Regions from separate parts of the Mus musculus genome. Here regions 1 and 3 are each linked to region 2. Evidence: chromatin loops called from intact Hi-C (ENCODE). Cell type or tissue: heart. All regions are shown on one strand. Each heading gives the region's core, and the rest is flanking DNA. Links, peaks and the distances in the headings are about the cores only. Region 1 overlaps Vwa8 (von Willebrand factor A domain containing 8). Region 2 overlaps Dgkh (diacylglycerol kinase, eta). Region 3 holds the start of Dgkh (diacylglycerol kinase, eta).

What was found. A loop is a pair of places that touch in the nucleus more often than their neighbours do. Peaks named below come from ENCODE experiments on the same cell type or tissue, not always from the same donor. Only the 100,000 strongest peaks of a DNase experiment are listed, where the experiment ranks them.
Region 1: a loop joins it to region 2, with 5 times the contacts of the local background. A loop is called at or near these places in 14 of 42 quality-filtered maps.
Region 3: a loop joins it to region 2, with 3 times the contacts of the local background. A loop is called at or near these places in 13 of 42 quality-filtered maps.

The regions. Positions count from the first base shown.
Region 1 is chr14:78,998,989-79,009,136 of GRCm38, forward strand. All of the region lies in intron 16 of Vwa8 (von Willebrand factor A domain containing 8), which reads left to right. Among named protein-coding and RNA genes, the nearest start is that of Gm30970, 130 kb to the right of the region's middle. In heart, for the core only: a CTCF peak has its summit at 4,811 (motif pointing left); no DNase peak of the experiment used is centred there; H3K27ac peaks cover 432 bases.
Region 2 is chr14:78,665,178-78,675,325 of GRCm38, forward strand. All of the region lies in intron 2 of Dgkh (diacylglycerol kinase, eta), which reads right to left. Among named protein-coding and RNA genes, the nearest start is that of Gm30716, 19 kb to the left of the region's middle. In heart, for the core only: a CTCF peak has its summit at 4,998; a DNase peak (open chromatin) is centred at 3,344.
Region 3 is chr14:78,726,448-78,736,595 of GRCm38, forward strand. Dgkh (diacylglycerol kinase, eta) reads right to left here and starts at 6,282. Exons shown (of 30, transcript NM_001081336.2): 1 at 5,911-6,282. The coding sequence starts at 5,970. In heart, for the core only: CTCF peaks have their summits at 4,984, 5,857 (motif pointing right) and 6,481; DNase peaks (open chromatin) are centred at 5,014, 5,824, 6,414 and 7,114; H3K4me3 peaks cover 2,376 bases; H3K27ac peaks cover 1,850 bases.

The DNA.
Region 1 (10,148 bases), core at 2,292-7,291, 330 kb after region 2:
GACACTACCTCAGAATGAAAGGCTGGAAAACAATTTTCCAAGCAAATGGTATGAAGAAACAAGCAGGAGTAGCCATCCTAATATCTGATAAGATTGACTTCCAACCCAAAGTCATCAAAAAAGACAAGGAGGGACACTTCATTCTCATCAAAGGTAAAATCCTCCAAGAGGAACTCTCAATTCTGAATATCTATGCTCCAAATACAAGAGCAGCCACATTCACTAAAGAAACTTTAGTAAAGCTCAAAGCACACATTGCGCCTCACACAATAATAGTGGGAGACTTCAACACACCACTTTCACCAATGGACAGATTATGGAAACAGAAACTAAACAGGGACACACTGAAACTAACAGAAGTGATGAAACAAATGGATCTGACAGATATCTACAGAACATTTTATCCTAAAACAAAAGGATATACCTTCTTCTCAGCACCTCATGGTACCTTCTCCAAAATTGACCACATAATAGGTCACAAATCAGGCCTCAACAGATTCAAAAATATTGAAATTGTCCCATGTATCCTATCAGATCACCATGCACTAAGGCTGATCTTCAATAACAAAATAAATAACAGAAAGCCAACATTCACATGGAAACTGAACAACACTCTTCTCAATGATACCTTGGTCAAGGAAGGAATAAAGAAAGAAATTAAAGACTTTTTAGAGTTTAATGAAAATGAAGCCACAACGTACCCAAACCTTTGGGACACAATGAAAGCATTTCTAAGAGGGAAACTCATAGCTATGAGTGCCTTCAAGAAAAAACGGGAGAGAGCACATACTAGCAGCTTGACAACACATCTAAAAGCTCTAGAAAAAAAGGAAGCAAATTCACCCAAGAGGAGTAGACGGCAGGAAATAATCAAACTCAGGGGTGAAATCAACCAAGTGGAAACAAGAAGAACTATTCAAAGAATTAACCAAACGAGGAGTTGGTTCTTTGAGAAAATCAACAAGATAGATAAACCCTTAGCTAGACTCACTAAAGGGCACAGGGACAAAATCCTAATTAACAAAATCAGAAATGAAAAGGGAGACATAACAACAGATCCTGAAGAAATCCAAAACACCATCAGATCCTTCTACAAAAGGCTATACTCAACAAAACTGGAAAACCTGGACGAAATGGACAAATTTCTGGACAGATACCAGGTACCAAAGTTGAATCAGGATCAAGTTGACCTTCTAAACAGTCCCATATCCCCTAAAGAAATAGAAGCAGTTATTAATAGTCTCCCAGCCAAAAAAAGCCCAGGACCAGACGGGTTTAGTGCAGAGTTCTATCAGACCTTCAAAGAAGATCTAACTCCAGTTCTGCACAAACTTTTTCACAAGATAGAAGTAGAAGGTATTCTACCCAACTCATTTTATGAAGCCACTATTACTCTGATACCTAAACCACAGAAAGATCCAACAAAGATAGAGAACTTCAGACCAATTTCTCTTATGAACATCGATGCAAAAATCCTTAATAAAATTCTCGCTAACCGAATCCAAGAACACATTAAAGCAATCATCCATCCTGACCAAGTAGGTTTTATTCCAGGGATGCAGGGATGGTTTAATATACGAAAATCCATCAATGTAATCCATTATATAAACAAACTCAAAGACAAAAACCACATGATCATCTCGTTAGATGCAGAAAAAGCATTTGACAAGATCCAACACCCATTCATGATAAAAGTTCTGGAAAGATCAGGAATTCAAGGCCAATACCTAAACATGATAAAAGCAATCTACAGCAAACCAGTAGCCAACATCAAAGTAAATGGAGAGAAGCTGGAAGCAATCCCACTAAAATCAGGGACTAGACAAGGCTGCCCACTTTCTCCCTACCTTTTCAACATAGTACTTGAAGTATTAGCCAGAGCAATTCGACAACAAAAGGAGATCAAGGGGATACAAATTGGAAAAGAGGAAGTCAAAATATCACTTTTTGCAGATGATATGATAGTATATATAAGTGACCCTAAAAATTCCAACAGAGAACTCCTAAACCTGATAAACAGCTTCGGTGAAGTAGCTGGATATAAAATTAACTCAAACAAGTCAATGGCCTTTCTCTACACAAAGAATAAACAGGCTGAGAAAGAAATTAGGGAAACAACACCCTTCTCAATAGCCACAAATAATATAAAATATCTCGGCGTGACTCTAACGAAGGAAGTGAAAGATCTGTATGATAAAAACTTCAAGTCCCTGAAGAAAGAAATTAAAGAAGATCTCAGAAGATGGAAAGATCTCCCATGCTCATGGATTGGCAGGACCAACATTGTAAAAATGGCTATCTTGCCAAAAGCAATCTACAGATTCAATGCAATCCCCATTAAAATTCCAACTCAATTCTTCAACGAATTAGAAGGAGCAATTTGCAAATTCATCTGGAATAACAAAAAACCGAGGATAGCAAAAACTCTTCTCAAGGATAAAAGAACCTCTGGTGGAATCACCATGCCTGACCTAAAGCTTTACTACAGAGCAATTGTGATAAAAACTGCATGGTACTGGTATAGAGACAGACAAGTGGACCAATGGAATAGAATTGAAGACCCAGAAATGAACCCACACACCTATGGTCACTTGATCTTCGACAAGGGAGCCAAAACCATCCAGTGGAAGAAAGACAGCATTTTCAACAATTGGTGCTGGCACAACTGGTTGTTATCATGTAGAAGAATGCGAATCGATCCATACTTATCTCCTTGTACTAAGGTCAAATCTAAGTGGATCAAGGAACTTCACATAAAACCAGAGACACTGAAACTTATAGAGGAGAAAGTGGGGAAAAGCCTTGAAGATATGGGCACAGGGGAAAAATTCCTGAACAGAACAGCAATGGCTTGTGCTGTAAGATCGAGAATTGACAAATGGGACCTAATGAAACTCCAAAGTTTCTGCAAGGCAAAAGACACTGTCTATAAGACAAAAAGACCACCAACAGACTGGGAAAGGATCTTTACCTATCCTAAATCAGATAGGGGACTAATATCCAACATATATAAAGAACTCAAGAAGGTGGACCTCAGAAAATCAAATAACCCCCTTAAAAAATGGGGCTCAGAACTGAACAAAGAATTCTCACCTGAGGAATACCGAATGGCAGAGAAGCACCTGAAAAAATGTTCAACATCCTTAATCATCAGGGAAATGCAAATCAAAACAACCCTGAGATTCCACCTCACACCAGTGAGAATGGCTAAGATCAAAAATTCAGGTGACAGCAGATGCTGGCGAGGATGTGGAGAAAGAGGAACACTCCTCCATTGTTGGTGGGATTGCAGGCTTGTACAACCACTCTGGAAATCAGTCTGGCGGTTCCTCAGAAAATTGGACATAGTACTACCGGAGGATCCAGCAATACCTCTCCTGGGCATATATCCAGAAGAAGCCCCAACTGGTAAGAAGGACACATGCTCCACTATGTTCATAGCAGCCTTATTTATAATAGCCAGAAACTGGAAAGAACCCAGATGCCCCTCAACAGAGGAATGGATACAGAAAATGTGGTACATCTACACAATGGAGTACTACTCAGCTATTAAAAAGAATGAATTTATGAAATTCCTAGCCAAATGGATGGACCTGGAGAGCATCATCCTGAGTGAGGTAACACAATCACAAAGGAACTCACACAATATGTACTCACTGATAAGTGGATACTAGCCCAAAACCTAGGATACCCACGATATAAGATACAATTTCCTAAACACATGAAACTCAAGAAAAATGAGGACTGAAGTGTGGACACTATGCCCCTCCTTAGAAGTGGGAACAAAACACCCATGGAAGGAGTTACAGAAACAAAGTTTGGAGCTGAGATGAAAGGATGGACCATGTAGAGACTGCCATATCCAGGGATCCACCCCATAATCAGCATCCAAACGCTGACACCATTGCATATACTAGCAAGATTTTATCGAAAGGACCCAGATGTAGCTGTCTCTTGTGAGACTATGCCGGGGCCTAGCAAACACAGAAGTGGATGCTCACAGTCAGCTAATGGATGGATCACAGGGCTCCCAATGGAGGAGCTAGAGAAAGTACCCAAGGAGCTAAAGGGATCTTCAACCCTATAGGTGGAACAACATTATGAACTAACCAGTACCCCTGAGCTCTTGACTCTAGCTGCATATGTATCAAAAGATGGCCTAGTCGGCCATCACTGGAAAGAGAGGCCCATTGGACACGCAGACTTTGTGTGCCCCGGTACAGGGGAACGCCAGGGCCAAAGGGGGGGAGTAGATGGGTAGGGGAGTGGGGGTGGGTGGGTAAGGGGGACTTTTGGTATAGCATTGGAAATGTAAATGAGCTAAATACCTAATAAAAAATGGAAAAAAAAAAAATTCTTAATCTCATCTCCAAAGACATCTTTGCCTTAAAAAGTCACATTCCTAAGCTCCAGCAGTGAGAGAGAGAGAGAGAGAGAGAGAGAGAGAGAGAGAGAGAGAGAGAGAGAGAGAGAGAGAGAGAGAGAGAAGATCCAGTTACCACAGTTTTCTTGCTAATTACCTCTGGGACCTCACCTCATTTTTCCCCATTAGTCTTTCCAGCTTTGTTATTTTCTTTGCTGTTGCTCAGTTTTAAAATTTATTCTTAGGTTATTTCTTATCTGAGTACAGTGTATTTAGATTATAACCCCCCCACTGCCTTCTCCTCTTCTCCCTGTAGCTCAGTCCCCATCCCAACTTCATGTCATTATCACTGTAATGTTTTCCTCCTCTCCCTCTCCCCTCTATAACCCACTGTGTCCAGTTAATGCTGCCCACATGCACATGGCTTTAGGGCGCCACCCACTGGGGCATGGGCAACCTACCACAGGCTCCACCATTGAAGAGAAGACTTCTTTTTTTTTCCTTTTTTAAAGATATTTTCTTTATTTATGTTTCAAATGTTATCCCCTTTCCTGGTTTCCCCTCCCCCTTTCCTGGTTTCCCCAAGGGAAAACCCCTTGTTGCCTGTCCCCTCCCCCTGCTCATCAATCCACCCACTCCCTCTTCCTGGCTCTGGCATTTCCCTACACAGGCGCATAGAGCCTTCACAGGACTAAGGACCTCTCCTCCCATTGATGACCAACTAGGCCATCCTCTGCTACATATGCAGCTGAAGCCATGAGTCCCACCATGTGTACTCTTTGGTTGGTGGTTTAGTCCCTGGGAGCTCTGGGGGTACTGGTTGGTTCATATTGTTGTTTCTCCTATGGGACTGGAAAGCCCTTCAGCTCGTTCAGTCCTTTTTCTAGCTCCTTTATTGGGGACCCTGTGCTCAGTCCAGTGGATGGCTGTGAGCTTCCACTTCTATATTTGTCAGGCCCTGGCAAAGCCTCTTAGGAGACAGCTATATCAGGCTCCTGTCAGCAAGTAATTGTTGGCATCCACAATGGTGTCTGGGTTTGGTGACTGTATATGAGATGGATCCCCAGGTGGGGCAGTCTCTGCATGGTCTTTCCTTCAGTCTCTGCTTCACACTTTGTCTCTGTAACTCCTTCCATGGGTGTTTCATTTCCCCTTCTAAGAAGGACCAAAGTATGCAGAACCCTAAAGAGAAGACTTAATCTCTCTCAAGTGGCTGTCAGTTGCCAACAGCTCCTCAGCTGGGATGGCTCTTCATGAGTCCCTCCCCTTTATGCTGAAGTGTTGCTTGGCTTGATCTTGTGGAGTTTTGCTGACAGCCACAGCTTCTGTGACTTCCAGAATGCAGTGGCCCTTCACACCCAGAGGATGTTGTTTTGAGGCAGACTTCATCTATTTCTGCCTCTTGGAATCTTACTGTCTTCTCTTCTACAGTATTCCCTGAGCTTTGGCTGGGCGGGTGGGCGGGAGGGAGGGAGGGAGGGAGGGAGGGTGGGAGGGAGGGAGGGAGGGAGAGATTTCCGTGATTAAGGTGAGGTTTCCACTAGTCTATGAATATAAGAATATTTGGAAGCCAGGTTGACACTATGTGCTCCTAACAAAACAGTAGTAGTAGGGACTATGAACTTCATAGCCTGAGTTACTGGCCTGCAATACGATACCAGGTCTGAGTTCCCCTGTGTTAAGTCCAGTTACAACACAGCTGGCTATGTCATAATAGTCATGCCATCATTGGGCATGTCTTACAGGCTGTGCGTCAAAGCTTTAGGGGGTCACAGCCAGAAGGGACTGTTGATGGCTTTTCTTCCCACTCAGTGTTCAGAGCATCTTCTGACATATGAAATGGAGCTAGCAGGCAGTCTTCCCTGCTCTTGGACATTCTAACTAGTGCTAGGCTTGGAGCATCTTCCTCTGTATTTTCCTCTCTTCGATGGCTTTAGGACTGTTCCCTTGCCCCCATTAGATTTGCTAAGATGTCACATTCCCAATCATTCTTTTCCAAGTCAATGTGAGTCAGAGGCATTTTCCTTGCCATTTTATTTCTGTCTTCCCCTCTTGCCTCAAGACTCGCATTGGGGTAATGATCTTAGGTGTGATAGACATGCTTTAGGCACATTCTGTTGCCTGTTTCCCCCTTGGGTTTCGTTTGTTTCATTCTCTGCATCTGTTGACTCGGGATCTTTGCTTGCACAACAGTAGGTATTTAGCAGGTATCTGATAGAGCAATGAATAGATGAGTCTCCCATCTTGTCCATGGAGTGATCCTTCGCAGTGGATTTCCAGACTTCTTGCTATTCACTGTTTGAGGAACCCTTTGCCTTCGTGAGTAGATGGAGAACATGCTTACTGTGCAGCTGGTTCTGTGACTCCGCTGCCTTGCCAGCCTCTCTTCCTCAGCCTCTGCTGAAGCCCCTGGGCTCTGCTCATGCTTAGCTTGGCGCTGTCTTTAGTTTTAGCACCCATTAAAATGCCTCTTCTTTAGAAATGCCTAGAATGTGTGTTCTCTCCATTGGCTTGCTCCTCTGGGCCTCCATTCTGCTAGGTGGCCATCTCTGTCCCCTAAGCAGAGGCTACACGTACCTCCCAGTCTGCTTTCTTGACACTAGAAATTCTCACCCTACTGACCCATCACAGTTGCTTGGGGGTTATTTTTAGCTCTCCAATTAGTACTTGAACTCTCTAAGTCTGAGCTTGTTCAGTCTTCTACTCTGACTTTCTAACTGGAACCTGACAGATAATAGATACTTAAATCCTTGAGGAATGAATGGAAAATTAATTAATTAATTAACAGTTTATTAAGAGATCATCTCTAGGCTTCTCTCCTGGCAGGGCTTATACATACATACATACATACATACATACATACATACATATATATATATATATATATGTGTGTATGTATAACACATACATATATATATGTACATATATATTAATTCTTTAAGAGGAAGAAAAACATTATTTTTGTTCATATCTCATGAGATCTTTTGTATTTTAAGCAGTTGAAGGTACTCATAATTGTGCTAATATGAAAAAACCGTTGTGTGTGCCTTTAACTTGCATAACCATGGTAACCAAGGAATGTACTTCGCATTCTTACCTTCCTTTCTGCAAGATAAAATTGCTGTTAGAAATTTGATATTACAATGCTACATACACTAGGACTTTTTAAATGCTACATACACTAGGACTTTTTAAATTAAAGTCTATTCTGAATTTTTAATTGACAGTCTGAAAGCAGGAGTTAATAAGTCTTTTATTCAACACAAAATTGGTTCACATTATGCTTAGCACCGGTGTTTTAAACACCAGATTCTATTGTAAAGAATTTGGTGCTGTCCAGTGAAGGAATTGTTCTTCAAAGCTGTATGAAACCTTCAGGGTTTGCTGGGATGAGATACAAAGCCCATGTGATATTAGCGTACAAGACTGGGATGTTGGGTCTTAGGAAGTTATATTTGTTTTTTATTAAACTGTTGAAAGACTCATGTTGGGGTGTATTTCTCAGACCTTGTGTGGGTGAAATAGGAACTTTTCACAGTCTAAGATATTAAGGCTGGGAATCCCTGAATGCTCTGTTTTCCTTCACTGGAATATGTACTTATCCACAGCTCTGCCTTCTTCCTCGTAGGCCACTTAACAGGTATTCAGGTCATTTGCTGCCACCTTTTCTTCCATCTTGGTGTCATAACCTTACTGTAGGACTTTGTCTTCTTGAGGAAAGACCAATGAAGCAGCATTGGCTTCCAGTCTCACTCGTCTCTCTTCTTTTTCTACACTATTGCCAATCAAGTTAGACCTCAGGATGAAGTTCTGCTTGTAAGAGCATCCCACAGCTTTGAGGTCAGAGTCATTTCTGGAGTCATTGGTGGTCCAAAGAGTTGGCGAGCAGGCCTTCTAGAAGCATGGCTGGCAGCTCATGCTCAGCAGGGCTGTATCTTCCTTTTGCTTTCATGCCTTTGTCCATTTCTCCTGCTCATGTGACTGCTTTAAGCCACATTTGTCAGTGTTTTGCTTTGTTTTGGCTTATTTTAGCATTAAATTACATGTCACTTTTAATTAAAATTTATGGTTCTTTATATTTAAACATTCTCTAGGTCAAGAATGCACATTGACTGAGAACAAGGGTTCACCAAGTCATTTCCGTGTAAATGAGTTCTTTGAAACTTGTCTAACAGGGGAAAAGTGTTGGTGCTGTAGCTGTTGGTCCTGAAAGGCTGTGTGACTCATACCATAGCGCTAGTGGCAGCAGAGCCACATCTCATGGAGCTGTGTGATGCTTGAGCATGGGGATGTCGGTGCTCCTGGTGCGGGTTTCACGGAGGTCCCCTCACGAAGACACATCTTAGGCATGTTTCCTTGTCCCCTTTGAACCCCGTGGTACTTCCTCTGTTTCCTCTTGCCACTAAGATGCTCAGGGTCACTCTGCCATCCTCTTCCCTCTTTGTAACAGTTCATTAGGCCTTAGTGACCTCTCAGAGGTCACATAGCTTCAGAAGAGCTTTATTACACTGCCTTAGCCTAAACCATGCTGTTGATCTGAGTTGTAAACTAGGTCAGTAATAATTTGATTCATTACAGTTGTGTAGATCTTTGTGAGTGTGTGTGGCTGCTTTCATTGTAAGGGGGCCATCTGGCTCATCTGTCACTTTTTGTGCATTCCTATCATCTTTGTCATTTGTGGGGTACCCCCATCATCTCTTATTTGTAGAGTGCCCAATTATATCTGTCATTTGCTGGGCACCCCATAATCACTCAATTGGGTACCCCATCATCTCTGTCATTTGTGGGTACCCCATTATCCCTGTCCTTTGTGGGGCACCCCCATTGTTACTTGTGTGGTAATCTCTGTCAGTTGTCGGGTACCCCATTGTCTCTGTCCTTTATGGGGCACCCCCATCCTCTCTATCACTTGTTGTGAACCTGTATGTAATGTCTGTTATTTTGTGAGTAGCCCTACTTTTCTGGCCTGTGCTAAGTGCTATAGAATCATTCTAGAATTTAATCCTTAGAACAGTTTCATAAAGGAACGTGCTGTTTGTGTCATCTTAAAGATTCAGGAACAGACTGGAGAAATCATGTCCTTAGTCAACATCACATAGCTAGTAAGAACCCAACTTATCTAACTTTAAAGTCATCGAGCATTAAAGCTTCACTGTGCTGCCTGCCAAGAGAATTTAAAGCACAGGTCAGCAGATATTCTGACTTTCCTGGAGGCTTGGCTCTGTGTTAGCAACTGTATTACTGTATTACTGAAATTAACAACTGCATTAGTGCACTACTGAAATTTGGGGCAAGTGTAGGAAACAAAAAAGGAACTAATTCCAATGGTATTAGAAAAGGGTTCTAGTAGCAATCTGCCTCTGAGGTGATAAACTGGTTGACATCCTTATGGTCAGCAACCTAAACTGCCCACGACTCCTTTTTTGTATTTCAGAAACCACAGATTTGCTTAGAGGTCTGAGTTCAGAATATCTTAACAAGTCAGCTGTGTGAAGAAGAAAAGCGAGAATAGTCCATTGTACGTAAGGGTTTTGTGAGGCAGGTGTGACCTGCATTTAGAACAGCCTTCTCTCCTCTACTCCCTCAGTTAAATTTAATTGCTAAATGCTTTCTATAGATTAGTAAAACTATCCTGGAGGCTATTTTAAGTATAAAATGGATTCTGTTCATTTTTATTCATAACTCATTCCTTGCACATATTTAAATTTGGCCTTGTCCCTCAGGAATAGTGAATTGTGCAGTGACATCTATCTGCAGGGGCATTAACAAGTTGAAGTGGAACTCT
Region 2 (10,148 bases), core at 2,442-7,441:
GGGCGTGGAAATCATTGCCTAACAGAGGGGAAGCTAGTGAAAACTTGACTCTCATATTGACTCCCCAGATGGACACACAGGTGATTGAGGTTATGGTCTCATCACCACGAGGTATTGTGTCCATCCCCCCTGGGATCGACAGGATCAGGTGTTGATGTGGGTGAGAGGGTCTGTTTGTGTGTTTCCACAGGACGAGAAGGAACCTCTTTGGGTGCTGGAGAGATTGGTGAGACACTGCAAGAATGAGGCTCCTGATCCAGTTGCCCCTGTGGATGTGGTGGATGATCCCACAAGCACAAAGGATGGAGCCGAGATGAGAGATCCTTTCGGTATTCCAGAAGCCGATACCAGCTCGACATGACATTCAAAATTTTCCACGCTTTTTGATCCCTGAATTCCCCTTAAAGAGATAGCCCCTCTGGCTATCTATCCCTTGCTTCAGGGAAGATGAGTGGGGATGAGAGCCCTGGGATGTATGCTTGTTATAGTGTGTGTGTTTTTTGTGTTTGGCACATGTGTTAGGTGCAGAGTGTGCGGCCCGCACTTTTGCCATGGTAGCGTAGGCTTTTGCTGCAGTGGAGGCGGGACAATCTCCTCAGATTCGGTTTGCCGCTCTAAAAGAAATTATGCTGCGTTATGCCGTGGGGTGCGAGGCTAAGCACTGCACAGAGGATAGCTTGCTGTTGGCATCCTGTGGAAGGCACGTCTGATTGCATGAAGGTTCAGTGTCCTAGTTCCCTTCCCCTAGGAAAAACGACACGGGAGCTGGCCAAGACCTCTCTGGGTGATGAGCCTAAGGGATGGTTTTGTGTAGGGCCCCTATGCTTGCACACTGGGGATCAGACCTCTACCTTCACCCATGAGGCTTGCTTGCAGCAATTAAGATCTGGCCATAGGTTAATTAATATCCTGGCCTTTTGATGCACCTGCCACAAGCAAAACACAATCTCCCCAGGAGTGGCTTGGCATGATTGAGAGGTAGTCAGTGATAAGACTCCCTGGACATGTCACCAACCTAAGACAGGGATCAAACCAATGCTGTTTGTCACCCAAGGACGGGTAAGGGGCATGGCTGCGGGGGGCTATCTACAGACATTCTCTCTGCCAAAAAAGAAAAAAGGGGGAATTGTGGGGAGCGGGTGTGGCGGCAGTCCCAAAGGCGCCAGGGACTGCAGCTAAGTCATATGACTTGCACCTGACTTCCTCATATAAGACACAAACATCTTGAGTGCTGCGCAGGTGTACCAGGATACAGGTGAATCCAATTTGGTGGAGATTTGCCCCTGCTGCCCTGATTAGCTGAAGCTGCGTGCCTGGTGAGGTGGCGTGGCCTGCTGTGCGTGGATGGGACCTGAGAGTATAAAAGAGTGAGAGGCCCAGGGCTCGGGGGAGATATAAAAACAAGGGAGATATAAACAAGAAGAATCAGGACTGAATAAACTGCTGTTAGAAGGACTGGTGGTCACGTCGTTCTTGCTGGTCGAGAGCGGGCGCGACAATCCCAAAGCCTGCTTCCCACACCCAGCAGACAAAGATGTCCACTTGGACACACAGTAAGAGCCCAGCACTGCCACCCAAAGCCAGTGGTGGCACTAGCCAGATCCAACCCAGAACACTTCTTTCCTTCCAATGCTGAGTTAACTTTTTAAAATCAAATAGCAACAAAGCTGAAGAGGAAGGACCGCAGTGTGAACCGTGAGGGGTAACTGTGTCCCAGCTCATAGGAGAGAAAGCATTCAAAGAAGTTTCTGGAAACAATACTTAATGAAACTAGAGTGGGGGAGGATAAGGTACATCATCATTTACAGTATCACAAGCATCTCCCTGCTTTTTAAGCCCTACATTTTGGTGCAGTGTGCTCAAACCGTTTTGTGTATCAGAACAATCTGAGGCGCTTTCCCAACGGTAAATGGCCAGACACTCTGACCCACATAAGGGCCAGCTCAGGTTTCCTGCCCAGGATATCAGCTAGGATTCCTACAGCTCTGTGTAACCGAGTTCAAAAGCCAGAGGCAGACAACATGAATTTACAGAATAAAATTCATGTTCAAAATAGTCTTGCTTTATGCATATAAAAACATTTTTTATTCTCTCTCTCTTCGTGTGTGTGTGTGTGTATGCTTTCTTTTTTTTCCATTTTTATTAGGTATTTAGCTCATTTACATTTCCAATGCTATACCAAAAGTCCCCCATACCCACCCACCCCCACTCCCCTACCCGCCCACTCCCCCTTTTTGGCCCTGGCGTTCCCCTGTACTGGGGCATATAAAGTTTGCGTGTCCAATGGGCCTCTCTTTCCAGTGATGGCCGACTAGGCCATCTTTTGATACATATGCAGCTAGAGTCAAGAGCTCCGGGGTACTGGTTAGTTCATAATGTTGTTCCACCTATAGGGTTGCAGATCCCTTTAGCTCCTTGGGTACTTTCTCTAGCTCCTCCATTGGGAGCCTAAAAACATTTTTAATTCATTTGAAATAACTGCTTACTTTTACACACACATCAATGTACACCGTCTCATTCTGGTTCTTTGGAATGTCTGTGATGTCAGGGAGCTGTAGCCTGGCCACTTATAACAGTGGGTCCCTCCAAATGCGGCTCACACAGGTGACGCAGGGAGGCAAAGCAAGTGGGGCCCTGCAGCTGCTCCACAGGGCTTCCTGGCTATGGGAATTCCTATGACTGCATCTCTATTTAAGGAAAAAGTTCAACTTGCAAAACACAAGCATAGTATACCTTAGGCTGAACCAACACTGGGCTGAGGAGTGGGGTACACCTACCCAATACTGAAACACGAGGAAGCTCAAGAAAGCAGGATGAAGAGAGCCTCCCAGCATCTAGGGGACTCCACCCACCTCTACGTAGATCCAAAGAACCCCCATCATTTTGTATGCAACACTGGAAACTGTTAAGATATCTGTGCTTAAATGCAAATTAATATGTTCTAAAGCAAAACGATAGTGACTGTATAATATAGTCTAATTACCCTTTATACAAAATGCCCAGTAATTTCTAATATATTATTTTACTTACACTGGTTTATAATTTTCTTTTCTTAAGAAAAGGCATAAAGGTAAAATCAGATGGAAAGTAATTATATTCTGTGAATACTTATTTAACCCCTAAGATGTTCATTCTGCTCTTAGTATGTATCTTCTCCATAGAGGTTCATGAGCATAAATTTCTAATTAGAGAGATAAAACTGCATTGAGAAGGTACAAAGTGTCCATATCTCTTATAAACATCCTCTTTCCTACTTTACAACGAGCTGCAAGAGATCACCACTAGGTGGCAGTGGTGTTACACTAATGCTCAGTCCTGCCTTGGGAAGATGGTGACCTTTTTTCTGTTATGTAAATCCTTGTCTGCGCTTTATGGATAGCGTGAGGGAACTGTCATAAAGGTGATAAAACCTCGGCTGGGTGTGGTGACGCACACCTTTAATCCCAGCACTTGGGAAGCAGAGGCAGGCAGATCTCTGAGTTCGAGGCCAGCCTGGTCTACATAGCAAGTTCCAGGTTTGTCAGTACTACACACGGGCCTGTTTTTAAAAAGAAAAACTCTCCTTCTAATTCTGAATTAAATTCTTCTTTATCAAACGCCCCTACTTATTTCTAAGAATAATCCTTTTTCCCACACATGACATTTTGATGTAACCGCTTTCCCATGTGGCCACCATGATAAAGCTGTTTTGATGGGGGCATGTTGATGGGGCCTAAAATTAACTACTGAACACTGTCAACTTTTTAACTAGTAACTCATGTGCTAAACAGATGACTCCGCACCTTTCCTGGCCCTCAGTAAACCTGGCACTCACCATGCTCCCAGGTCTAGTTCAGGGCTACGGAGGGGTTTGGGGTCACTGGGGTGGCCAAGAACAGGACAGAAAAGAATGAAGTGCAACGGAGACGATGGACAGACCACACACAGCACCGGGAGTCACATGCTACCATTCATATGGATGTCAGGAAGAGCCAGTCCTCTTTGTGTGTGTGTGTGTGTGTGTGTGTGTGTGTGTGTGTGTGTGTGTGTGTGTGTGTGTGATTTCTGGAATTTTAGTCATGTATTTCAATATTCTCAAGGTTTCTAGTTCTTCCCCAAGAGAATATCTAGGTCCTGATGACACAGGGATACTCATTTAGACATCTGCCAGCTCTCTGAATTCAGAGTCACATGGACTAATTTACACACAAATACACACACGGTGCCAGAAAATTCACTCAGAGATGATTTGCACGGGCAATATTTATACCCAAAAAAGATAAGCCAGTTTGTTTTGTTTTTAAGTAATGTAATTTCAAACACACACACACACACACACACACACACACACACACACACACACACACGGCACACATCCCACAATAGAAACGCATTTGATTGTCCTCTGTATTTAAGATGGGACAGAGGAAGAATCAGAGATGGAAGTCTGAGCAAATTACTGGATTAAGCTGCAGTAAACCCACCCAGGCCCCCACCACAGAGTGTAGATTGTTGACAGCAACATGTTCCCTTACCTGGATCCATCCCTGGTGGACTGGTACGTTTTATGTCAGCTTGTCATGAGAGTCTCCCAAGAGGAAAATCTCAATTGAGGAAAAGCTTCCATAAGATCTGGCTATAAGCAAGCCTGTAGGGCATTTTCTTAATTAGTGATTGATGGGAAAGGTCCAGCCTACTGTGGGTAGTGGCCTCCCTGGACTGTGGTCCTGGGTTCTATAAGAAAGCAGGCTGAGCAAGCCATGGGGAGAAAGTCAGTAAGCGGCCCCCCTCCATGGCCTCTGTGTCAGCTCCTGCCTCCAGGTTCCTGCCTTGAATTAGTTCCTGTCCTGACTTTTTCTTCAGCGATGGACTAAGACATGGTTCTCAACCCATGAGCTGAGTCTCCTTTGGATGCTTGAATGACCCTCTCACAGGGGTCACCTAAGACCGTCGGAAAACATATCTACAATTCATAACAGCAATGAGAATCATGTTATGGCTGGGGCTCACCACATGGGGAGCTGTATTACAGGGTTGCAGCATTAGGAAGGTTGGGAGCCATTGGACCACGATGTTAAAGCATCAAGCGAATAAACACTTTCCTCCTTAGCTGGCCTGTGGTCACGCCGTTTCTTTACAGCAATAGAAATCCTAACGCGGACAGCCGTCTTCTGCCACTCCCACTTGGGGACCTTTGCCTACTACTCCATCACTGTCCAGAGGAAACTTAGCCCCTGTGCTACTTCTCTACAGTGGCCTCATCTCCAGCTTTACAGCCACGCAGTCATTTTGTTAACGGACAGAGGTGCAGAATTCTGACCCCAGCTGGCTGTGGAGACCTTGAGCGAATCGATGACTCTGAACCTGGACCTTCTCTTCTTACGGATAATATCAACAACCACCACCACTAGCACATGGAGGTGCTGCTGAGTCCTAAGTGTGTTTCCTTGGTCTCTGCATCCTGAGCACACACTGCTGTCCTGACAGCGCAGAACCCTTTCTTGGGTCTTCGACAATCATTCCCTCTCCATCCACTTTCCTTCCTCTTCGTAAGTATTATCCAAAATAAAGTAAAAACCTTGACACTGCCCCATGTTGCAAGCCAATGCTCCCTTCTATCCCAGCAAGCCTAGGAAAGGCAGATGCTCCGCTGTCCTGTCTGTCACCTGTCACCTCACAGCACAAGTGTGCTGTGACTGCTCGCTGTCCTCTCCACTTTAAGGGAATACTCTTCATTGGCCATTTCCAATTATAGCCTGTGTGCAAATCTAAGTGAACTCCCTCCACGACAGCTCCAATCATCTCCTCTAAATATCTATGCATGCACAACTCCCAAAATAAGTTCCTGGCTTTACTCATAATTTTCACTGTCTGCACACCACCACCTGGCACTGCTGGCCCACCTTAGACTCAACAAGCACTTTTTATCCCATGTACTGTAGGTCTCAGGCTAGCAGAAAGCGCAGGCTTCAGAAGGTCTCAACTCTAATTCCAAGCTTCCTGTAACTAGGCAGGTACCTTCTGTGGACAATCCTCCTGCAGCCATTTTGCTCTTCTGCCCGGGGACCTCGCTTGTCAGCAACACCATCATCTCCCTAAGCACACAAGTCCTGGAACTTGCAAACAACCTTTCATCTTCCTTGCCCTCTGTGCCTTAAAATGCCATCAAAATGTCGCCTGCCAAAAGATGCCGCAATGTGTGTAGCTTCATTGTTTCTGGTCTAGTGAGGAAACTCCCCTGTGACCAGAAGCCAGGGAAGGGTCTCCTGAGGACACCAGAGCGCAAGCTCGCCACACACCACCGACACTAACCCTCAAACAGGCCACGCTCCCTCTCCGGTTGGACCCACATGTCTGGAATGAGTCTACTCTTAATTTTTTATTGAAATTTCATTTGGAATTGATACATAAAAAAGTATACCTTTTATAAGGTGTTTCAATACATGTACACATGTGTAAAGTTTAAGTCGGACTAAGCCACCTAGCACCACAAACACCTTCACAGTGAGAACGTATGCTCTCCCTCCAGCTCGGCAAGCTAGGAAGCACGCAGTCCTTCTCCGTGTCACCTGACTACGCAATGGCGTGCCAGGATTTCTGACTCTCCTCTAACTGTTTAACCACTTGATCAACCCTCCTCCCACCCCGTGTCCCCTCTGAGACACCCCAGGCTCTGGTAGCCATTGTTCTTCTGAGATCGACCCTTAGATCCGCACACCGCGCAGTCCTGCAGCATTTGCTCTCCGTGCCCAGCTGATTTTGCATAAATAAGACACCGATCCATCTGTGGGCTACAAACGGCAGGGCTGTTTGTGGCTGACTGTATTCCACTGTATCCTTCCTTGTACCACTCGACTTGTAATAAACTGGGGGGCGGGGGGGCGCAATTGGGGGAGGGAGCTCAAACACAATTTTACTAAAGGTTGGCAATAACCAAGGATCGGCAAGAAAGCATGTGGTCATCATGACAACCAAAATACCTAGTCCTCCGTGCCTATAAGCCCAAAGAGGGATGCTAATGGCTTTTTGTCTCAGGCTGTCCAGGAGAGGTAGACCAGATGTTCCCCTAGAAGCAAGAAGTGTCAGAAGCACAGGGCCACCACATTCAAGGTCTACATGCAAATCCTAGAAAAAAAAAAAAAAACTTCTCTTGCTCCCCCACTCCCCACTGTGCTGGTATAAACAGGAATGGCCCCCAGAGACTCATCTATTCGAATGCATGGTCCAGAGGGAGTGTCATTATTAAGAGCCTTGTTGAAGGTGATGTGGCCTTGTTAGAGGAAATGTGGCAATGTGGGGGCGGGTTTTGAGGTCTCCTGTGCTCAAGCTATGCCCAGTATGGCACACAGTCCCTTCTGCTGCAGATCAAGATATAGGATTCTTAGCTCCCTCTCCAGCACCATGTCTGCATGCATGCTGCCATGCTTCTCTCAGTGATGATCATGAACTAAACCTCTGAAACTGTAAGCCAGCCCCCAATTAAATGTTTTCTTCATAAGACTTGCTGTGGTCATGGTGTCTCTTCAGAGCAATAGAAACCCTAGCTAAGATACTATCTATAGCCTGTCCTCATAGCCTGTCCTTAAGTGAACAGGTCTCACTTAAACATTACCACCACACAAAAGCCACCACTGTTCTCAAAGGACCCATGAACGTAAATACAAAAAAATCCACACACTTCTTTACCAAGATACGCCTTGCTTTCTGATCAACACGTCTGACTTACTTTCTGAGACCCAGCACTGTTGCTTCCCTCCAGGTCAGCTTCCAGTCCCACTCAGGGCACTACTGCTGCTAGCCATACAAAGCATACCATCTTTCTATGGTGCCATCTCTCCTTAACTACCTTCCACGGACCAGGGTGCCCTTCCCCACGGCTCCTCCCTCCTTGTTGCCTCACTTAAAACCGTGGTTTCCGTGCCTACTCCTCTAAATGTCACCCAGGCAGAGCTCACCCATCTTCAGTTTCAAGCTCTGTGGCTCCATTCATGGCAAACACTAGACTCTTACAGGTCACTAGCACACTAAGGACTTAAATTCTCATTTATGTCCCCCTCTTTCTCTTCCCCCACCCTCCCTCCCTCCTGTGCAAAGTCAGGAAATCCCTCTGTACATTCCCCTTGGAAGGCAGAGTAAATAAAGATTACTTCAATTGGATGCCCTAGGAGTTAGGCACATCCAGGAGACCTGGCCGCAGTTCCTAGCACGCACATCAGTGGCTTACAACTACCTGTATCTCCAGTTCCAGAAGATCTGATGACCTGGCACACACATGATACATACACTGGCAGGCAAGCATTCATGCATACATATGAATTCAAAGTAAGTAATTTAAAAACAACCACAACAATTTAAAAAAATCAGAAGTCCTCTAGTCTATTAAAAACATTTTAGCGCCGGGAGTAGTGGCGCACACCTTTAATCCCAGCACTCGGGAGGCAGAGGCAGGCGGATTTCTGAGTTCAAGGCCATCCTGGTCTACAGAGTGAGTTCCAGAACAGCCAGGGCTACACAGAGAAACCCTGTCTCAAAAAACAAAAACAAAAACAAAACATTTTAGCTTTCAAGAGAGGGAAAAATTTAGACTTAAAACTTGAGACTTACTTCGCCTCACCCCCACCTGCCACCCACTCCACACACAGGAGGCCTCTTCTCTTGGCCCTTCTGCTAAGAATCCTGCTCCCTGCACTTCATTAGCCAATTAAATTAGGGCCTTTTGTAGTTTTGGTAGTCGCCTGCTATTAACTCCTAGGGTTCCAGTGGGTTCTCCTAACCGTCACTGAGAATGCTGCATAGCGCCCAACCTCTGCCTCTGATGGGCTCAGCTCCATCATACTGGGAAGGTTTCACTGGCCTTGGCATAAAAGACTCGCCAGCAGGCCCTCTCCTGGCCCGTGGAAATCAGACTGGTGTGATTAAGAAAGCCCAGCTGTGTCCCCTGCAGACTTCTTTCTGGCATGCATGCATGCATGCAGGCAGGCAGGCAGGCAGGCAGGAGTCACTACAGCAAGCATTTACAGGATCCAGTGTCTCTGAAGCCTCCAGAGACTATGGATCAAGTCAAGAGAGCCAATGACTCTTATTAACTTTCCATGTAACTTGAGGTAAGCCAGGCTCATTCCTTCCCAGCTGGACCTCAAGACACATCTTGGGCATCTTCAAGATGTGGAGCTGGGCCCTTACCTAGCATTAGGTGCCATCCCAGATACCGGATGGGAGAGCGGGAAATGGTATCATGTTAGGGGCTGCAAAGCTCTTCTAGGCCATGTGGGTGTTGCTATCACATACTGTTTGTTCTGTCTGCGGCATTTGGGGACCTCAGACCGAACTTCGGCAGAACGAAACCCATTTCAATAGCATCCCATTACAGTCCTTTTCTCAGCATCCGGCGTGTCTCCCTCTCCTACAGATTCCTCTTCCAAAGTCTAGAATAGGTTGCATTTTTCCACTGCCACATTTTTAACCTTGCCTTTAAGAATGGTCTTTTCCTTCCCTGCCCTCCGCCACCCCCACTGCTCTTCATTCTTTCCCGCTCCTCTTCTTTCACTTGGCTGTGATCTTTCCTCTTCCACCTTTTTCCTGTCACTGTTAGGCTCTGACTCACAGTCCATACCACTGCTCTTCAGGCACCAAGCCAATCTTTCTGAAGCTCTCGTCCAGAAAGCTGTGTCAAGCCCCACCCACCAGGTCTCTCTGTAGAATGGAGATGATCCTTAGCCAGGAGTGTCCACCGGGGATGGTGGGTGGTGACACCGAATCTGAATTTTCTGCCTTACTCAATTAAACAGACACGCTTGGCCAGCGATGGGAAAGCTCTCCACTCATCAAATGACCCGGCAGGTTTCGGTCCACCTTCATTCGGAATTGTTCTTGTAAGAAACTGTCTCTTCTGTTTTGGCTTTTGGTTTTCTGAGAGAGTGTTTTACCCATCTCAGGCTGGCCTGGAAGTCACTATGTGGCTCAAGCTAGCCTCAAACTGTAGCAATTTTCCTGTCTCCGCCTTCTGAGTGCTTCAATTCAAAGTGGGAAGCCACCACATCCAACTCTGAGAAACTTTCCCTAACTGTACATTCTACAGGACTGTAGATCAAGAATGTGAAGAGTTTAAATTAATGAGCTGAAGAGGCTAGTCTTGGCTTGGGGACAGTATGCATATATGAAGAGTATAA
Region 3 (10,148 bases), core at 2,150-7,149, 61 kb after region 2:
ATCGGCTCAGCGTTAGAGCTGCTGCCAGCTCTAAGGGATTTTAACTACACTGAAAATGTGAAATCCGTTTCAGTCATTCAGCATGAGAGCGCGGCCATGTTTCTCAAGCACAGAGACAGCCTCTCTTGTGTGTCAGTTGTTCCCTTTAGCGAGGGAAAACGTGGGGTGAAATGGACTTCAAAAGTCCTTCTGGCCCTATAATATGAAATTCTGTACCTACAAGAACACACTGCTGAGAACTTTCTAAGAAACAATAGCATTAAATGACCTTGGCCGGAGATCCAGATCAGTGCCTAGAGTACAGAAGGCCCATCACAGCCAAAAACAAAATAATGCCCTTTTAGTGACCTTTGTCTTAGTCTGACTATTTGGTCACAGACAAGTCAAGACAAAGACCCTTAGTAAAGGGCCTAACACAGTTCAGACTTTTCCTTTTAACATAAAGAAGACAGAGGGCACAAGCTGGGACCAAAACGTGATTATGATTCTAATGTTCTCTTCCCCACACTCTATATAGCTAAAGGTCACTTTGACAGCTATCCTGTATTTCAACCCACACATTAAACTTTCAGGTTTTATATAGCAACATTTCCCAGAATCCAGTCAAGGGTGACTGAAGTGAAAGGTGGTCTAAGGCCCATGCCTATTTGGTGAAGAAGATGGGTTCCATTTCTTACTCTTTGAAAGGATGCAGATTGCTTAAAGACACATTGCACAGCTTCACATCCAGGAGCCAGGCAATTAATTCCTCAAAGTGCAGGTATCCATTACTTATAAAAACCTAGCCTTGCAGCCCGCTCTGATCAACACAGAATTCAGTAGCCAGCTCCTAAGGCCTGTAACTTTGAAAAGCAAAGCCAATCTAAGCCAGTTCCTGCTAAGTAAATGACTGCAACTCTACAGCATCTGCAGCTGTAGAGGAAACCCAGGATGGGTGGAAATACTGTGTAGGCAAAGAAAGGAAAGCTGCCTCATTTCCCACTAAAGGCAGCTCAGGGGAAAACCCTGTTGGAAGACCATCGCTTCTGAGAAACTTTCAAGGAATCACCAATTTAAAATAGTATCTGACCTACTAACTGCTTCTCCTCCTAGTTAAAAGCATTCAAAATGGTTATCTGACCTAAGTGAAATGCCCTTGCCTTTTCTTTGTTCAGTTTCTTTGTTTTGAGGTAGTCCCCTAGCACGCCTCAGTCCCAATCTGACTTGGAATCTATGGCAGGTCTCTTGCATCAGCCTCTATTTCTTGAAATGGCTATTACAATTTCAAATACATGGCATATTGTCTCATTTGGTTTATAAAAAGTTCCTTGACTCTTTCTTTAGTGTTTTAGATTTTCAAATAATTTCTCCCCTGCTGCTCACGAATTCCTTTTTATTACTATTACTTTGAGATCTTCGTTGGTGAGCTGTAGTAGTGCACACCTTTGGTTACAGAATTCCAGAGGCAGAGGCCGATAGGCCTCTGAAATGTAAGGCCAGCCTGGGCTATACAATGAAACTTCCAGGTAGAACATATCACTAATCTTGTTGAAAGCTTGCAATGTTGGAGTTTGAGGTATGAGTGCTGCCAAGATGGAAGCCAGTCTGGGCTACATTGTAACAGGCCCACAAGGGCTACACAGCAAGATCTTGTTTCAAACAAACAAACAAAAGCAGCAAAGAGTCTTGGCCATACAGTCTATAGATGCTACAGTCAGGGTTAAACAGAAAGGAGTAAAGCTGACCCTCCAGTCAGTTTTCTACTTAATAAGGTGCCATACCCCCCCCCCAAAAAAGTACAAGAGACATAAGCCAAAGCTGACTAAAACTTTATGAACACTCTATTACTACTTACAGGTATTGTGAACTAATCAACTGCTCACAACAAGCAGAATCATGAGTCACTCAAAGTGTCTAATCCCATGTTCTACGGTTCTACCTTCAATTGTGATAGAACTTAAGAGTTATGTGTCATATCTTGAAAACCATGAGTGGGTACTTGAGAAGCCATGGTCCAGGGCTCATGTTCCTGATCAGTCCAGAACCAAAGGACTACAGATGGAACCAGCACAGACTGGAAGGCTGCCCTGGCAGCAATATGGAACTGATTCTGCAATCACTATGTATTCCATAGTCAGAAATTAACATTCAAAAAGTTTGCCCTGTGTCAATTTTCTTAGTTGTTACTTAGATAACAAATTATTCCATGAGCAACAGTGCTGTTGATTACAGGAACTTACTGTGGTCCTAGCCCACAAGGCCAAAGCCTCTCACCATCCAGGCAGAAAGTGGAACTGTACAACCTTTCGCTTGTATTGTGGGCTTTTTGCTTTGAAACACTTCCCTTTCTAAGTGTCCATTAATTCTGGACTGATAACTGGTATACTGCCAACAGCTAATGCCAACAGGTATAGAACCATTTGAAAATAAAAACCAAGTTTAGGGAATGAAGTATAGTCAAGCCTCTCTCCACTTAAGGTATTTTGTAAATACTCCCACATTTTTAAACTGAGCTAGAATTGTAACTACCTATCTGCTACCCACTCCCACCCAAGATTAAGGACTGCTTTGCTAAATATCTTCCTACCCGCTCATTCCCAACAGCAAAACGCTTTGATTCTCCTTACTTATTTACTTTAGTGGTGCTAGGGCAAGCCTTGCACTGGCATGTGCTCTGTCCCAAATCTACATCCCAGCCCTCATTCTTTTCTTCTCTTGTCTCTGGATACAGAGTCTCAATATATAGTTTATGCTGGCTCCACAATCTGGGCCCTCCTTCCTCACCTAATTGTGTGAATACAGGTGTGCAGCACCACACCCAATTCCCCAAATACTTTTTGGGCTAAAATTTAGATTATGCCTATATTCACTAACATTGGACTACATTCCAAAGCTAGCACCAAAGAAAACCAAGAAACTTACTATGCTAGCAAGTATCTTCTTTAGGCTCAAGATTTAGCCCGAATAATGTTAAATAAAGCTAATGTGTATCCAAATTTAGCTAATTAACTTAATTTCACCCCCTCACAGACAGAATGTCAGGAAGTCCCAAAAAATCCCTTTTCTCCACATGAATCTCCAAGGAATCTTTTGTTTTTGTCTCTGAATAGGAGAAATCGGGCCATCATGGTTTAGGCTCCATCAGGAGAGAGAGAGAAACAGAGAGAGACAGAGAGAGACAGAGAGACAGAGAGAAAGAGAAACACCAAATTCTTGCATGCATGTTGCCACATGCCATAACAACACAGTAATCCCATTTAGTCAAGTTTGTATGGTAAAATATTAAATTACCTATATTTAAATTTTAAGAAAGTTAAAAACAAAACAAACAAACAAAAAAACCTCAGAACTGGGATCCCAGTGAAAACAGGTTTGCTTTCTTTGCTGTTGTTTCATTTTGTTTTAAGAGAGGAAGGATTTATTTTGGCTCAGAGGATAAATGTATCTTGATGGGAAAGGCATGGAGCTGGGGCTCTAGCTGTGGTTGCCAGAGCATGTATCAGCTGCTTGTTCTGTGCCACCTACTAGGAAGCAATGGGGGGAGGGGACACACACAGGTCCTGAAAATGAGAGTCTCTGAGCACACAGAGTCTGGGCTTCAAGAAAGCTGTGATTCTACTGTTTAGATCTTCTCTTCTCTCTCTCTCTCTCTCTCTCTCTCTCTCTCTCTCTCTCTCTCTCTCTCTCTGTGTGTGTGTGTGTGTGTGTGTGTGTGTGAGACAGACAGACAGACAGACACTGTGGCTCCTTAAAGTTATATAGACTAGCAATTAATGTTCTAAGTATAGCATGCCGCATGATGGTCATATAGGTTCATTTTGAAGGAAACCAGAACTCACTCCATTCAGATTCTTGAGCTCACTGAATCAAAGTTAAAGACCCTGATTTTTGAGAACTTAATGATGCCTTGTATTCTGCTGAAGCAACAGCAGGGCATGAAGTTTCAGGCCTGCCTGGCCTACCGAGAAAATCCCACAGCAGCCTGTCCTACAGTGTGACGCTCTGTCCCAAACAGAAACAACAGGGATTCGGATGGACCCAGTGTTCCTTCAAAACATATTTAGATTAAAACGTCAACCCCGTTGCTCTCCAAGCCAGAAATATTTAACATTTAAAGCTGTTTCCTCTAATGCATTCTTGCTTTCTCTTGAGTACACTCCTCTTTTAGTCGTTCAGGTAACTCAACTTTCTTAAGTAGTTATATAAAGCGTTTGAAAAATCCTTAAATATTGTAGTCATTACACAAAGTTCTGAATAAAATCACTCATGAGAACTTTTTATGACACACACTTGAATAGATGTCAACCTTCAGCTATAAAGTAAGGTTCTTGGGGACAAAGCTTGTCTGAGAGTTAACAGCTTGCCCAACAATCTCAGAACACGATAGGTGTTGGATAAGAATATCTGCTGAACTAATAAAATGCCTTAGCCACTTACATACGCCAAGTTTTGAAGAGTTCAACATTTAGCCACTGCTCCTGCTCCATCTCGCTTCTCTGTGAAGGTTTTAGCTTTAAACGTTCATGTGGCGAGACTAGCACTGAAGATTTTCTAGGAGAATAAGAAAGCACTCTGTTTCTTAGCACTTTGGAGAAGAAAGCCGGAGGTTCTCTAATTTTCTAACTGCGGTGAAGTCCTAGCATTCAGCACCCAAAAAGCACTACACATGACTTGGAGCTTCCCGCTGTAAGTGGTGGAAGCTGATAGGATTTTATTTAGTAAAGTTCAAAACAGGTCGCTGGATTTCATTCCCAATGATCTTAAATGTCAAGACTGAATGAATTGTATTTTTAACCAAGAATAGCTTACTCCCTAATGATGATCGCAATAGAACACGAACAGATGGGCTACCTAACGTGCAAACTCACAAAAGCAAAAGCAGTTGCAGATGGATCAAAGTCGAAGGACACTCCTGAAAGGTCAGGAAGCAGGAGGCAGCGAATCGTACCCTGGCAAACCGGCTGGAAGTCTATGGGTAAGAAAAGGAGAAGCAAGCCTGGCACCTGACCTACAAGCTCTCAACAGGCAGAGGGCCCGCCTGAGCAGACTCAGGAAGTCCCTGGGAAAACATCATCAGAACAGCACCGCAGCAAGGATGAAGCCAGAAATTTTGGACCAGGCTTTTGAGACGGTTCACAACGTCAATCAAAAAGGACTAAGAAATACGTAGATAGGGTATGCAGAGCCAAAATTCATTGCCCACTCAAGATTACAAGGGTCTACGCAGGACGGGGATTCCTGGGAGGAATCCCTGAAGGGATGGATGGATAACAGACGGCTCAGTTTGAGGTGCAAGAAATAAGTTAAAGGAGTTTAGGGAATAAATCCAAAGACCTCGACTCTTCTCACACGCAACACTCTGAGCCCCTAAAGTGACTCAATCTACGCGTGGCGTGTGCTGTGAGATCCAGGCGAAAGCGAAGTTAGCCGGTGGCTGGATCCCGGTCCAGGTCCCCTGACCCTCGGAACTGTTCAGGGCAGCCGCGGCCACTCGAGTCGGAGGCGTGGCTCTGGGCTTCTGGCAGCCACCAGCCTCCACAGGCGGCGGTCCTTGGGAACCTGCGTGCCCAGGTGACTGCCAGGGCGCGGTCAAGAGGTGAGCCCCGTCTCCTCCCGGCGCCACCCGCTGACCGCGCAACCCCGTCGCCTCCACTCCCCGGGCCGCCGCGCCACACTCGGGAATGAAGTGCAAAGTTGGGAAAAGGATGAAGCGCGGAAACGGTCCTCTAAGGACCGTCGCCAGAGGCCGACCGGACAAAGGCGCTTCGGGCGGCGAGCAAGGAGGAGCCCGGGCGCCGGAGGAAGCGCTGCCCCGGCTGGGAAGCAGCTGGGGACCTCATCCCGGACCGCTTCCTGAACGGAACATGGGCCGGGAGGGGGAGGCAGGGAGCAAGGACAAGCGGGAGGGGTGGGCGCGGGCGCGGTACCCACCGGTTCCTCCCAGGCCGGGCTCTGGGCTCCAAGCACGGGGCGCACGTGCTGAGGCTCCATCGCGCCGGCCCGCGCCCGCTGGCCGCCGGGGCGCACGGACACCGGCCCCCGCTGCCGCTGCCGCTGCCGCCGCCGCTGCCGCCGCCGCTGCCTGCGCCTCCCTCGCTGGGATCGCTGTCGCTGCCGCCGCCGCTGCCTGCGCCTCCCTCGCTGGGATCGCTGTCGCTGCCGCCCTGGCTCCTGCCCGGGGCCAGCCACGGGCCCTCCCGCGTTCTCTGGCTTCCGCCGCGCTCGCCCGCCCCCGCGCCGGTCCCTTCCTCCGCCACCGCCTCCGCAGCCGCCTGAGTCCCGCTCCACGGCGCGGCGGCGAGCGCTCGGCTCCTCAAGCCGCCGCCGCCTCCCACGGCCGCAGAATCCGCCCCTCTCTCTCTCCTGTCTCCGCCTCCGACTCCCTCCCCTTTTCTCCCGCCGTCCGCCCCTCCCCCAGCGGCCCCTCCCGGCGGGCGGCCCGGGACGCACGTGACCCCCCTGCCAGGCCATATAAGGCGCGGAACCGAAAGCAGCCACCGGGTGGTCACGGGCACCGGGCAGTGGTGCGGCTAAAAGAGGCAACCGCGCCGCGGGGCCCGGATCGCCAGAAGAATCGGGGGATGTCGGGGATGAGTAGCTTGCGCCGGACGAGCGGAACCTGGCACCCTTTCCCCTTGGCATCCCTCGCCACGGGTGCCTGTAGCCCCCGACGGCCGCCTCGGGAGCTAAACCTGGAGCCAATTGCCCAGGACAGTACCTGGCTTCAACAGAGCGAGGCTGCGCTTCGCACCCCTGAGCCACTCCCAAGCACCTATTCCGGCAGCTGAGATGTCTGGCTGGGCTGTCTGGGGAGCCCTGCTTTTGTTCATTTTCTATGGCTGAAAGATTTCGTGGAAAGAAAACCAGCTAAGGAGCCGGTCTGTGGTCCGCTGTGAGCGCTCTGCTCAAATTAGGGACAGGGGCAGTTCCGAGAGAGAGCTCAAATGTCAACTGTCTCTCCTGCTGCTCTCCGGGAAAAAGAAAATGAAAATTGCAACAAGCAATTTTTTAAATCATCTTTCCTGAAATCATCTTTACTGGCAGTGAAGATGGTTTCCATCTAGTTGCAAACCGAGCAGTGACTGCATTTGCATGGGTCATTTCCTCTCTCGTGGACTTCAGACTCCTGCCAGCACCATCTTCTGGCCCTTAGTCTGGTAGACAGATGAATTCACACGTTTTGAAACCGAAAAATCAAAACACTACTTGATCCAGCATGCTCCCACGTCATACTAATTTCCGAGGCTAATATTCCGCTGAAGCTACACTCATAAAGGTCACCTAAGGATTGTGGAGAGAGCTAAGCCACTGGATGGTTTCCAGCCCTCACTTTCTATAACTTGACTGACTAAATTTGCATTCCTGAATCTCTCCTTTAAATGGGCCCTTGGACTGTTGGGTCTTCTTTGTTAGTGACTATGCTTTGTTCAGTGGCCTCCAACCTGCTGCCTAAATAGCCTGTCCTTCATTTACTTTGAATGAGGTTTAAGTGGGGTGAGTGAGCAGTCTGACCATGCTGCGTTTACCTCAGCCCTGGGATCACAGCTGAACACTGGGGCTCACTCAAAACCAGCCCTTCATTCCATCTAGGTGAGCATTCTACCTGCCGACTGAGCTATCCCAGACCGGAAGCGAACTTCTCTTTTTCAAGCATATTGTTACTTTTTTTTTTTTTGACTTTTCTTTTTCACTTAGGTGTCTGTGTCTGTGTGTGGGTTTGCGCATATGAGTGCGAATTCTCATGGAGGCCAGAAGCATCCAGTAAGTATCCCTGGAGCTGGAGTTAGGAGGCACCCAGTGTGGGTGCTCCAAACCAAACGCCCTGTCCTCGGCAAGGCAAGGACAGTGTGTGCTCTTAATCACTGAGCCATCTCTCCAGCCCAGAAGCCAGCCAACTTCCTAACCAGGAATGTCTACCTTTATCCCCCTGGCCTTATTTTCAGCCTGTGTAAAACAATGTGCTTTCCTGACAGCTGACTTTTCTCTCTAGTCTTACGTAAATGTCACCACAATTCACTTAGTCATGCAAAGGAGAAAAAAAAAAGCCTGGGTTCCTCCCTTCTCTCGTTGCTTTCCCCTTCCCTTCACTTTCTCTCCCTCACCGCTCTGGCCTGCATTATGTTCCTTACTAATTTTGAAGTTTTTACTCTATTTTTACTTATTTGTGTGTGGGCCCCGTGTGCAAGTGTGGAGAGGTCAGAAGATAACTTGCAGGAATTGTTTCTCAACTTCTGCCATATGAGAGCTGGGTATTGAACTCAGCCTCAGGTGCCTGACCAACCTAGCCCCACCCCCACACCCGGCTCCCCTCATTGGTTGTGTGTCCTCTAAGCTGCTTATATGTCATCCCTCTTACAGTGACCCAAGTCACAAGTTGAAGTCCTAGTATCTTCACGAGGCGTCTACTTCACCAGTCCCTTGGAACAAGGAGTTCCTTTCAGGTGGTTACCCTCAGGCCACTTGTTTTTATGCTGTACCCTGTTCTGGAATGTTCTTCCTCTTACTCAGCCTTGTACAACACCTGTTCATCTTTCACGATTCACCCTAAGGGCTACCTTCCTCATAAAAGTATTCCCGACTTTGCTGCATGGTTAAAAACAAAACAAAAACAAAAACGTCTGCTCTCTCTACACTAAATGACTACACGCCATCCTGTCATAATGCCTGAGAAGACTTTTTTGAAGTCAGCTTTCACATATCGTCTTCCTGGTAGCAAATATTATAACTGACGTCTTCCATCTTCCTGGCTCCGGTATAGTTCTCAGCACACTCCATGTTTCTCAAGTCTGTTGAAAGAATGACTTGTAATACGGTATCAGGTATGTTTCCCCTGCATTGTCCCACTTGGTTCTCACAGTGGTCAGTGCCTTTCATGGAAAACCAGAGCAGAGGCTGGTGATGTAACACAGGAGTAAAGGCACTCACTGACAAGCCTGCCTTTCAGACTCCCAAACCCATCTGGCAGAATGAGCAACCCTACTCCCAAAAGTTGTGTGTTCTCTCTCTCTCTCTCTCTCTCTCTCTCTCTCTCTCTCTCTCTCTCTCTCTCTCCCTCCCTCTCTCTCCCCATCTCTCTCTCAAACACACACATACGTTATTTTTTATAGAAAAAAGAGAGAGAGAAAGAAAGAAGGAAAGAAAGAGAGGGGGGAGGGAGGAAGGAAGAAAGAAAAAAAAAGAACGAAAGAAAGAAAGGAAGGAAGGAAGGAAGGAAGGAAGGAAGGAAGGAAGGAAGGAAGGAAGGAAGGAAAGACATTAAAACTGGAAAAGAAGAATACAGCTTGCCCAGGGACCTGTGTAACTCCCAGAGCCGGGGTTATAATCCAGATTGCTTCATTAATGTGACTACAAATACAGCTGTTTCGATGGTCTAAATGTTGGTATCTCCCCAGTTCCCATTGAAGTCCTTACTTCCATGAGCACCTAATGAAGGGGTCTGGTTATGATAGCAGATTCTATATAAATGGAACTGGTGTCTTGTAGGTGGAAGGGCTGGAGAGATGGCTCAGTGACTAAGAACACTCAATGATCTTCCTGAGGACCCACGTTCAGTGCCCAGTACCCACCTTGGGCAGCTCACAGCTACTTGTAACGCCAGTTCTAAAAGATCCAATGCCCTCTTCTGGCCTCAGGTACCTGCATGAACATGGGGCACAGATAGACAGGCAGGCACACACACACACACATAAAACAATTCAAAACATAAAGCAAGAAACAGAATACCATCTCCATTGTCTTATCACAGTAAATTCTGTCTTGTATAATAAAATAGAGTTCTCTTTGCTCCTGATTGTCCATTATAACTAGTTCTGTTTTTCAACTCTTCCAAGTCATTGTGTTTTAAGGATGTCTTAAAAATACACAGTTTGATCTCACTACTATCAGACCATCCTAAGAGCACTACTTTTAGCGTGACTGTTTTCATTCATTATGTGTATTAATCAGACTACAGGACCCTAGGAAAGCTTTGCTGCCGCCGCCCCTCCCCCTCTCCGTGTTTCCTTCTCACGGAACAGTACACTTTAGGAGATTGTTGGGTATGTCCTCTGTTCCACATTACCGTCCACCTCCTAAGGCTTTGCCCTCATATAGAGGAGGGAAGTGATACAGCGTCTGCTATGGGAGACAAAAAAGGCAGGGAGGGGCATTGCTTCACCGACCTCTACAGT